Regions from separate parts of the Mus musculus genome. Here regions 2 and 3 are each linked to region 1. Evidence: chromatin contacts called from ENCODE Hi-C or POLR2A ChIA-PET data. All regions are on one chromosome and are shown on one strand. The core of a region is the stretch at or near the end of the contact, and the rest is flanking DNA. Distances in the headings are between cores, read along the strand shown. Region 1 holds the start of Rps21 (ribosomal protein S21). Region 2 holds the start of Slco4a1 (solute carrier organic anion transporter family, member 4a1). Region 3 holds the start of Lsm14b (LSM family member 14B).

What was found. Hi-C counts contacts between places; a loop is a spot of excess contacts on that map. ChIA-PET counts read pairs that join two places held with the same protein, here RNA polymerase II (POLR2A).
Region 2: POLR2A ChIA-PET joins it to region 1 with 19 read pairs in embryonic stem cell. The contact joins the promoter of Slco4a1 here to the promoter of Rps21 in region 1. POLR2A ChIA-PET finds 5 or more read pairs at or near these places in 3 of 5 experiments (Patski and embryonic stem cell).
Region 3: POLR2A ChIA-PET joins it to region 1 with 21 read pairs in embryonic stem cell. The contact joins the promoter of Lsm14b here to the promoter of Rps21 in region 1. A Hi-C loop is called at or near these places in 1 of 37 maps with a recorded cell type or tissue (T-helper 1 cell). POLR2A ChIA-PET finds 5 or more read pairs at or near these places in 3 of 5 experiments (Patski and embryonic stem cell).

The regions. Positions count from the first base shown.
Region 1 is chr2:180,256,000-180,258,699 of GRCm38, forward strand. Rps21 (ribosomal protein S21) reads left to right here and starts at 1,380. Exons shown (of 6, transcript NM_025587.2): 1 at 1,380-1,448; 2 at 1,622-1,684; 3 at 1,789-1,852; 4 at 1,987-2,058; 5 at 2,231-2,286; 6 at 2,379-2,445. The coding sequence starts at 1,635. The coding sequence ends at 2,388. Cables2 (CDK5 and Abl enzyme substrate 2) reads right to left here. Exons shown (of 10, transcript NM_145851.2): 10 at 2,540-2,700. It overlaps Mir3091 (microRNA 3091), which reads left to right and starts at 1,537; the gene lies at 1,537-1,612.
Region 2 is chr2:180,454,803-180,457,502 of GRCm38, forward strand. It overlaps Slco4a1 (solute carrier organic anion transporter family, member 4a1), which reads left to right and starts at 1,443. Exons shown (of 12, transcript NM_001355218.1): 1 at 1,443-1,571.
Region 3 is chr2:180,023,569-180,026,296 of GRCm38, forward strand. It overlaps Lsm14b (LSM family member 14B), which reads left to right and starts at 1,419. Exons shown (of 10, transcript NM_001372364.1): 1 at 1,419-1,744. The coding sequence starts at 1,618.

The DNA of each region.
Region 1 (2,700 bases), core at 130-2,629:
GCATGGAACCCCCCTTTTCTCTTATTAAAAGTTACACCTGCAAGGTCATTTGCTTGTGTTTTTCTGACCAAGTAGAAAACAGCCACTTTAACTCCTCTTCCCCACCCCCATTTAAAGGAGCTCTCTGTGAAAACAGGTGCTTGGGTAAGGTGTCTGTGCCTAATCTGAAAGATAACCCCTGCTGCGCGGGAATTTATTATTTTTTTCAAAACAGGGTTTCTCTGTGTAGCCCTGGCTGTCCTGGAGCTCACTGTGTAGACCAGGCTGGCCTGGAACTCAGAAATCTGCCTGCCTCTGCCTCCCGAGTGCTGGGATTAAAGGCGTGCGCCACCACGCCCTGCGCGGGAACTCTTAATGCATACATGACTACTGGTTTCCAGGTGTGAGGAGGAAAGTGTAGCCTCGGTTTCACCAGACCCCGTGACAGACAGTCTTGGAAGGTGATCACCAGTCAGTGTGCACATGGCAGGGAGGTTCTCCCCAAGACCATGTAACTGGGTGTATGTCCCAGCTCCAGACTGCAGCTCCAGTCCCAGAGAGATATCAGGCATAAAGTTCTACAGATGAGTGAGCAGTGGATTCACTCACGGAGAAATGTAATCTCAGGAGAGTCGTCAACAGCGTGGGCAGTCTTGTGTCCGGGCTGCTCTCTGACCTCGTAAACAAAGAGGCTTACTGAGCATTATGGTGACTGTGGTCTGGGAACTTTCCTTTTTCGAGACGGGAACTCAGTGTAGTCCAGAGTGGCCTCAAATAGATAATCCACCTGCCTCGGCATCCCGAATGCTGAGATTAAAGGCGTGCACTCTCAGGCCAGACTCACTTCCCTAGGCGTGTGGACCGGGTGGCGGCTGGAGCCAGAGGAGTAGGGCAGGGCCTGGGGCGAGGAGGGGCAGGATGGCAAGGACGCAGGGTGAGTAGGGGGTTCTTGAAGAGAATGAATGTGCAGCGGAAAGCCAGCGGTCCAGCTCATTTGATCCAACCTCAGTTTCCTCTTCGGAGGATTGGTCTTCCCGTTCCCGCCTCCCTCCGCCACGCTCGTTCCCCTCCCAGGCTCTGGCGGCGCCTCAGGTCGGTGGAGTCAGGGATCCAGCAGCGGCTGGGCTCCCTCTGACAAGCTAGCCTCGAGGGCGGCTGGAAGACAAGCCAAGTCCAACCTCTCCAGCGGAGGACGGAGGGGCTGGACTCCGCAATGGAGGCGGGGCCTGAGGAAGAAGGCATGTCTTGGCTGGAGGCGGAGACAGGGACCGATGCCTGTGCTTTGTGCGGAAAGAGCCAGGCTTTCTTTGCACCGGAAGCGGAAGTTAAAACACACAAACAGGCCTCCGGTATGGTGGATACGAGTACCCTGACCCGGAAGCACTTACCGAGGACCCGCCCTCCTGCCCAATAGTGCTGCGGAGGCACGAGCTACTTCCTTTCTGCGCTCTCGCTGGACAAGTGAGCAGGTAGGCCTCGGTGCGGGCTGTGTGCGAGCGGGGCCGGGCTGGGCCGGGCTGGGCGCAGTTGGGGAGGTCGCGGTCACATGGCCGAGAGTGCTTGCGGGCCATGGGTCTGGTTGGGCCCGCAGACTCGGAGTGCGGGCCTGACCAGTCTCAAGACCTGCGTGGTAACTCTGCAGGGACGGCCTCAGGATGCAGAACGACGCCGGCGAGTTTGTGGACCTGTACGTGCCGCGGAAATGGTGAGCATCTGCGGGCCCGTCATTCTCGCGCCCGCTTTCCCCGCTCCCATTCATCCACTGTTCTTTTGCGACCTATTAAACGCACTGTGCATCTCTTTACCCAGCTCCGCAAGCAACCGCATCATTGCTGCCAAGGACCACGCGTCCATCCAGATGAACGTGGCCGAGGTGAGCTGGGAACCTGACGGTTCCTGAGGGAAGGAATTACGAGGCCCTCAGGCCTCAGCCTGGCTCTTGGTGTGTTTACTAACATCGGGGTGAGGTCGAATCTTCCAACCTCTTTTTTTTTTTTTTTAACCCAGGTTGATAGGACCACAGGCCGGTTTAATGGCCAGTTTAAAACCTATGGCATCTGCGGGGCCATTCGCAGGATGGTGAGTTCTACCACCTGGTCTGCCTTGTACTGTTCATGTGACATCTGAGCTCTGATGGTGGTGTCCTTTTCTTCCTGTGGGAATGGTTTTGGGCTTAATAGTGCATGCTCTGCCTGCTAAGCAGGGAGCCAGCTCTGTGTGGATACTCAGGTATTTATTTTTAATTTTAAAGGGCGAGTCAGATGATTCTATTCTCCGATTGGCTAAGGCTGATGGAATTGTCTCAAAGTAAGTGTGGGGGACAATCTCACATTGGGGTTGAGTGGCTTGGGACTTCCCAAGAGATACAGCTTTTAATACTACTTTTTCCCCTTTGTTAGGAACTTTTGAGCAGAAGAAATCGGGAATTTGTTACAAATAAAAGTTTTAAGTACCTGTGACAGTTAAGTCTGCTTTTGCTGTTTTTACTATGTAGGGCTGGTGTTTTTATTGTGACCAGAAAAGGGCCGCACACTTACCTGAAAGGAGACAAGCAAGGAAGTATGTTGCAAAAACCAGTTTTACTTTAACAAAAACATTTTAACACCTTCCATTCATAACCTACTGGACATACACCACATTCTGAGGTCTGACACAGCTGTGTCCTGTTGAGCGCTGCGGGTGCAGCACCAGGTCTGTGGCATTGGGTCACAGTCCAGCTGG
Region 2 (2,700 bases), core at 193-2,692, 200 kb after region 1:
ATGTTGACAAGTAGACCCTAGACCCTGAAGTCATCACCAGAGGTTCCCAGGATAGAACATGAGTAGGTTCCGGCCACACCCACTCCGGGAAGACATGCTGATAAATAACAAGTCAGGCTGGAAGAACTAAGCTCAGCAGCCAGTCTCTTCTCTAGACATAAAGGAAGAGCCCTGCCTTAGCTCCCGAGGCTGCATGGAGGGTCTGTCCCCAGGCACCCTGTGACTAGTGATGTCCTCATGAGCTGACAGCAGGGTCCACACTAACTTTACTTTTGTGTAGCCCAAGCTGATCACAGACTCTGATTCCTTCTGCCTTTACTTCCCCTGTCCAGATTATAAACTCTGGATGCCTTGGAGAGTTGGGGAAGGTTATTTTGTTTCTATTGTTTTGCTTTGGTTGTTGTTCTTGGTTTTGTTTTGTTTTATTTTTATTTTTAAATCCAGACAGGATTTTATTAGGTAGCCCAGTGTGGCTCTCCCACTAAAGATTCTCCTGCATCAGCCCCATGTATGTATAGGATTATCGGTGAACATCGCCACACCTGGCTCACATGTATTTTCAATTAAATGTAATACACCCCAAAGGGAGACATATATGGAGAGTTTCTGCCATCGGCTGTTGATTGTCAGTGGTATGATGTTAATGGCTAGTGGCTGTCGGCTGTTACTTGGCTAAATTCAGACCAGCTACTGTTTTCCATTTCCTTCAGTGATGTGTTGGAATCATAAAATTAAAAAAAAAAAGAAAAATAAAAAATAAAAAAGGTTGTTTGCTTGATTTTCTGAGACTGGGTTTCTTTTGTAGCCCAGGCTGGCCTAGAACTATGAAAGTGGGACCCTTCTTCTGCCCCAGCCTTCCGAATACCCACAGGCTTACAAGCAGTAGCCATCACACTCGTATGGCTAATTATCTTAGTTTTACAGATGCGAAAACTGGCCCAGAGGGGTTCAGAAATATGTTCAAGGTCGCACAGCAGAGAACGCCTCAATTTGAAGGTGACTGGTATATTCTCTCTCCATCTCAGGTCAAGAGTACCCGGAACTGGAACCCTGTGGGCTCCTCCGGTGAGGGTGTGGTTTGGCCCAGCGCCCCGTTGCACTGAACTCACTGGTTGACCTGAGCAGAGAGTGGAGAGATCCCTTTGCCGGGCTGGAGCTGTACCCCACGCCTGAGGGGATCGCTACTCGCGCCCTCCAACGCCTCGGTTCCACGCTTGAGCAGGTGGCATCTACGACGCAGTGAGACTTGAGCCATATTTTCCTAGCCTGCAACCTCCAGAGTGTCCCCCAACAGAAAGAAATCACCGCGTGCAAAGCACTAGCTAAGTCCCGCTCTCTGTGCTGTCCCTGACCCGCCCAAGTTCCGCCCCTCCGCTCGGCCCCGCCCCGGCGCGCCCTCGCTACTGTCACCTCTGGCCCCGGCCCGCCCGAGCCTCGCTGCCATTGGTGGCGGTGGTGAGGCCACTACCCCCATCCCTGCGGGAGCGGCTTGGGCGATGAATGAAGCGGGAGTGGGCTGCGCGCGTAGTCCAGAGCGCAGGGCGCAGCGCGGCAGCCGGGTTCGTGGGAAGGTGAGTGCTCTGGGATCTGGACTGCTTTGAGGTCTCGGACCAGGATGGGGACAGGGTCTGGCTCCGTACTAGATGCCTCCTAGGTATGCCAGACTCCGACCTGCTGACGTCAGGAGCGCGGCAGGTGTTTGCGGAGGCTGGACTAAAGCGCGGCGGAGCCCCGGGTGCGTTGTCTGAAGACACATCCCGGGGAACCAATGCGGGGACAGAGTGGGCTCAAGGGAGCCGGATGCAGAATTCACCCCTTCTCACTGCACATGAGGGAAGCTGCAAGTCTGCAGTGGGGTGGGGGAAGGCAGAGCCGCTGCGCTAGAGCGAGAGGGAAGATGGGAGTGGACTTGGGGCGCAGGAAAGCGTGAGGGGGGGGGGGGGACCGCTAGAGCTGTCGGCCCAGGTTAAAGGTTTGCTAGTATACGCAGGTGCGAGCCTCTGCGGGTCTGTTCAGCGACAGATCCAGTGGCTGTGGTGGTTGTTGCTAAGACCGAGGGAAACGTGGAGCACGGAAGTTGCTCACTAGTGGCGGGCTTTGTCCCTACGAGGAGCGCGGATGCCCGGGTCCCTGAGGCCCGGTACCTTCACGCAGCTCTCCGATGCCCCCGGACGCGTGTGTACGCCAACGAGAGTTCGGGTCGCTTTGCTGCCTGATTGGCACGCTTAGCTCCAAACCCGGGAACTCAAGGCAGGGTACCTCCTTCACAGGAGAGGTGAGCATCTGTAGGAAAAATGAGATAGAGACACATAGTCGCACCTTATAGCTTGGGGCCCCAGGCGCAGTGGCTTGAGTTTAGCGTGATGAGGATTGCTGGCCTCCCCCAGACATGGCCTTGGGGTGTTTCTGTCCCAAGGTGTTGAAACTGCCCATTTGTGATGGAACTATCCCAACTTCAGGGCAGTGTTTTTTGTTTGTTTGTTTGTTTTGTTTTGTTTTGTTTTGTAGTTTAGTAAACCAAGGTAGCTGTCTAGTCAGCTGTTGTTAAAGCAGCTTGGGGCAGGTGGACGGCAGGGAAGAGAACACCTGGTGTTTAGCCGAATTATTTATAAATCTTAGCTGTGGTAATGGGGACAGCAGGCGCTGTTTGCTGAGCCTGGCATTTGCTGGCTTGGAGAGGGCTTTGGATAAGAGCAGTCC
Region 3 (2,728 bases), core at 169-2,668, 230 kb before region 1:
CCACTATGGGTGTCTAGTGTGGTGGCTCATTCTCAAAATTTTGGCACATCAGAAGACTGAGGCAGGAGGTTAGAGACCAGTTTGGGCTGCACAGTCAGTTCCCCGCCAACCTGAGCTAAGAGTAAGACAGACCCCTGTCACAACTAAAACTAAAACTAAAAGAAAACAAAAAACAAAAAAACAAAACAAAAAACAGGCTCAGCAAGATGGCTCAGCGGGTAAATGCATTTGCTGCTAAGTGTGACCCCCTGAATACCCATTTCCGGGACCCATATGCTTCCAGGAAGCAGAGAACTCCTAACTGTCCTCTGGCCTCTACACATGTTGTGACATATGCACACACGGACACACATGCACATGCACCGAATAAGAAAATATTAAAATTTAAAATTGTTCACAACTATTCCCAGCATCCTCCGGCAGTGGTGGTAAGTTGATGTCACTACAGTAAGAAGTACGTTTTATGGCTCACATTTAAGAGAAATTGTTTCACAAAACAGTACTTGTTTTCACTATATGGGATGTTCCCTTATCTCCTCTTTCATTCTATTTCACGTTTATAAAATGCCAATCGCCACCAAATTTCTCATAGTAACTAATATTGGGCTCTAATCTGATGGTGGAGACTAACTGTAAATTAGCATGCGCTCATACATACAAAGTTACCCGCTATGCATGATGCGGAGTCAGCAACGCAAGAATGGGAAGCGATTTAGGGGGAAATCTCCCAATTTTATACTGCGGGCTGGGCTTTGGGCCGCAGTCTGAGGACGCGCGCACGCGGGCGGGAGTCACCCAAAACAGTCAGGGCTTATTTTAGGGATATCAGGCTTGGGAGCGCAGGGCTGCCCCGAGCTCCCCCTGCACTTTCTATTTCAGGGTCGCCCCCGCCGTGAGCGCTGCAGAACTGAGCAGCACCCGCCTGCCGGTTCCTTAGCCCCGGGGAGCAAGCGGGACTGAAGACGCACCTGGCCCGGCGCTGTCGGGGTCCAGCTCCAACAAACAAGAAAGGAAGACTGACAACTCCGCCCTATTAACACCTGGGCCAGAAGGGTGCCAGCGGCACGCGCGGAGGGAGGAGCCTGGCGCTCTTCCAGGTCCAGCCCCCGCCCCGCCCCCGAGTTTGCAAACAGTGGCCTCCCGCCTGCCCCGCGCACGCGCGCTTCGCCCCGCCCGCTCAGTCTCAGGCCCCGAAGCGGTGAGCGAGGCCCGCCGGGAACCGGCTGGGAAGACCCGGAGAGGCAGGTCCCCGGCCGGCAGCTTCCAAATGCGCAGGCGCGGCCCCGCCCACCGCCTGCGGCGCGGCCATATTTAAAGGGAGCCGGCAGCGAGGAGCCAATAGGCTGCGAGCGTACGGGGGCGGCGCGCGGTGGCGGGAGGCCCCGGATGTGGCTGCGGCGGCGCTCCTCCCCCGCTCCCTTCAGACTCGGGCTAAGCGCCTCGCTCTGCTCCCTCTCCGGTTCGCTCGTGGCCCGCAGGCCCCTAGGCGCGGCAGGAGGCGCCTCGGAGGCGGCGGCGCGGAGCTGCGCAGGAGTGGGAGGCCAGGCCACCGCGCGGCAGCGGAGCGGGCGGGGCCCGGCGCTGGTCCCCCGCGCCCTGCGCGCCCCGGCCGCCGCCATGAGCGGCTCGTCCGGCACCCCGTATCTGGGCAGCAAGATCAGCCTCATCTCCAAGGCGCAGATCCGCTATGAGGGCATCCTCTACACCATCGACACCGACAACTCCACCGTGGCGCTCGCCAAAGGTAGCGGCCCGCCGCCGCCGCGCGCCCAACTGACGCCCCAACAGCTCGCCGCCCCGCGCCTGCCCGCACAATGGTGTTCCCCGCTTCGGCGGGGGCTGTGGGAGGAGCGGACCAGGATCCTGCCGGTGTCGGGGGGTGGGGCGGCTTTGAAGCCGTGGACCTCCCCACCTGCGAGACGCCCTCGCGGGGCGAGACGCGCGCCGAGGCGGGGGGCCCGGGTCCGGCGCGCTCTCCTTGGAACCCCTTGGTAGCCACCGCCCGTCGAGTCGCGGTGCAGCCTCTCGCCGAGCTAGGGCGTCGGTTGAACTGCGGCTGTCCTGCTCTGAACTCTCCCGACCCTGTCCACTTGAGGGGTTGGTTTGATGAGAGAAGTCCAGAGTCGGTGCGCTAGTCGCGGCAGCGTGAGGGCCCAGAGCTTCTTTGTCTTCTTTCTCCGCGTTAAATGGGGCGCTTGTTTCCTTCGGCTCTCCAGAAGCGTGAGCGCCGCAGCCCGCCCGGGGTTAACGTGTTAGACCCTCGAGGGTGCAGATGGGAGGTTCGAGGCCAATCTGAAGCCAGCATGCTGCAGTCCTGGGCCATTCTCCTAAACCCTAGCCATACCTCCTATTTGAAGCGAGGCGCACAGACCCAGACTGGTGCTGCAGTGAAGGGCTCAGGGTTCCGGCTTTTTGTTCTCTTGAACTCTTCATGCTGCACTTGACGTGAGATCCCCTGTTGGAGAACCAGACCCAGAGTAGGCCCCTGTCCACAATAGGAGTTTGCTACTTAAAGCCTGCCACCAGATTCAGCTCAGCCCAGGAGTCTTGCCAAAGAGAGGTGTGCTAGCCTTCCTAGATCCATCCTGTCGAGGGTCCGTTGGGTCCAGGATTTCCTTATGAACATAGAAACTAATGTTGGGGGTCTGAGTTTGGAGATTTGTTCCCTTTGTTTCTGCAGCAACCATGGCCTGTTCTTTGTACCAGGGCTAGGGAGATTTCGTGCTTG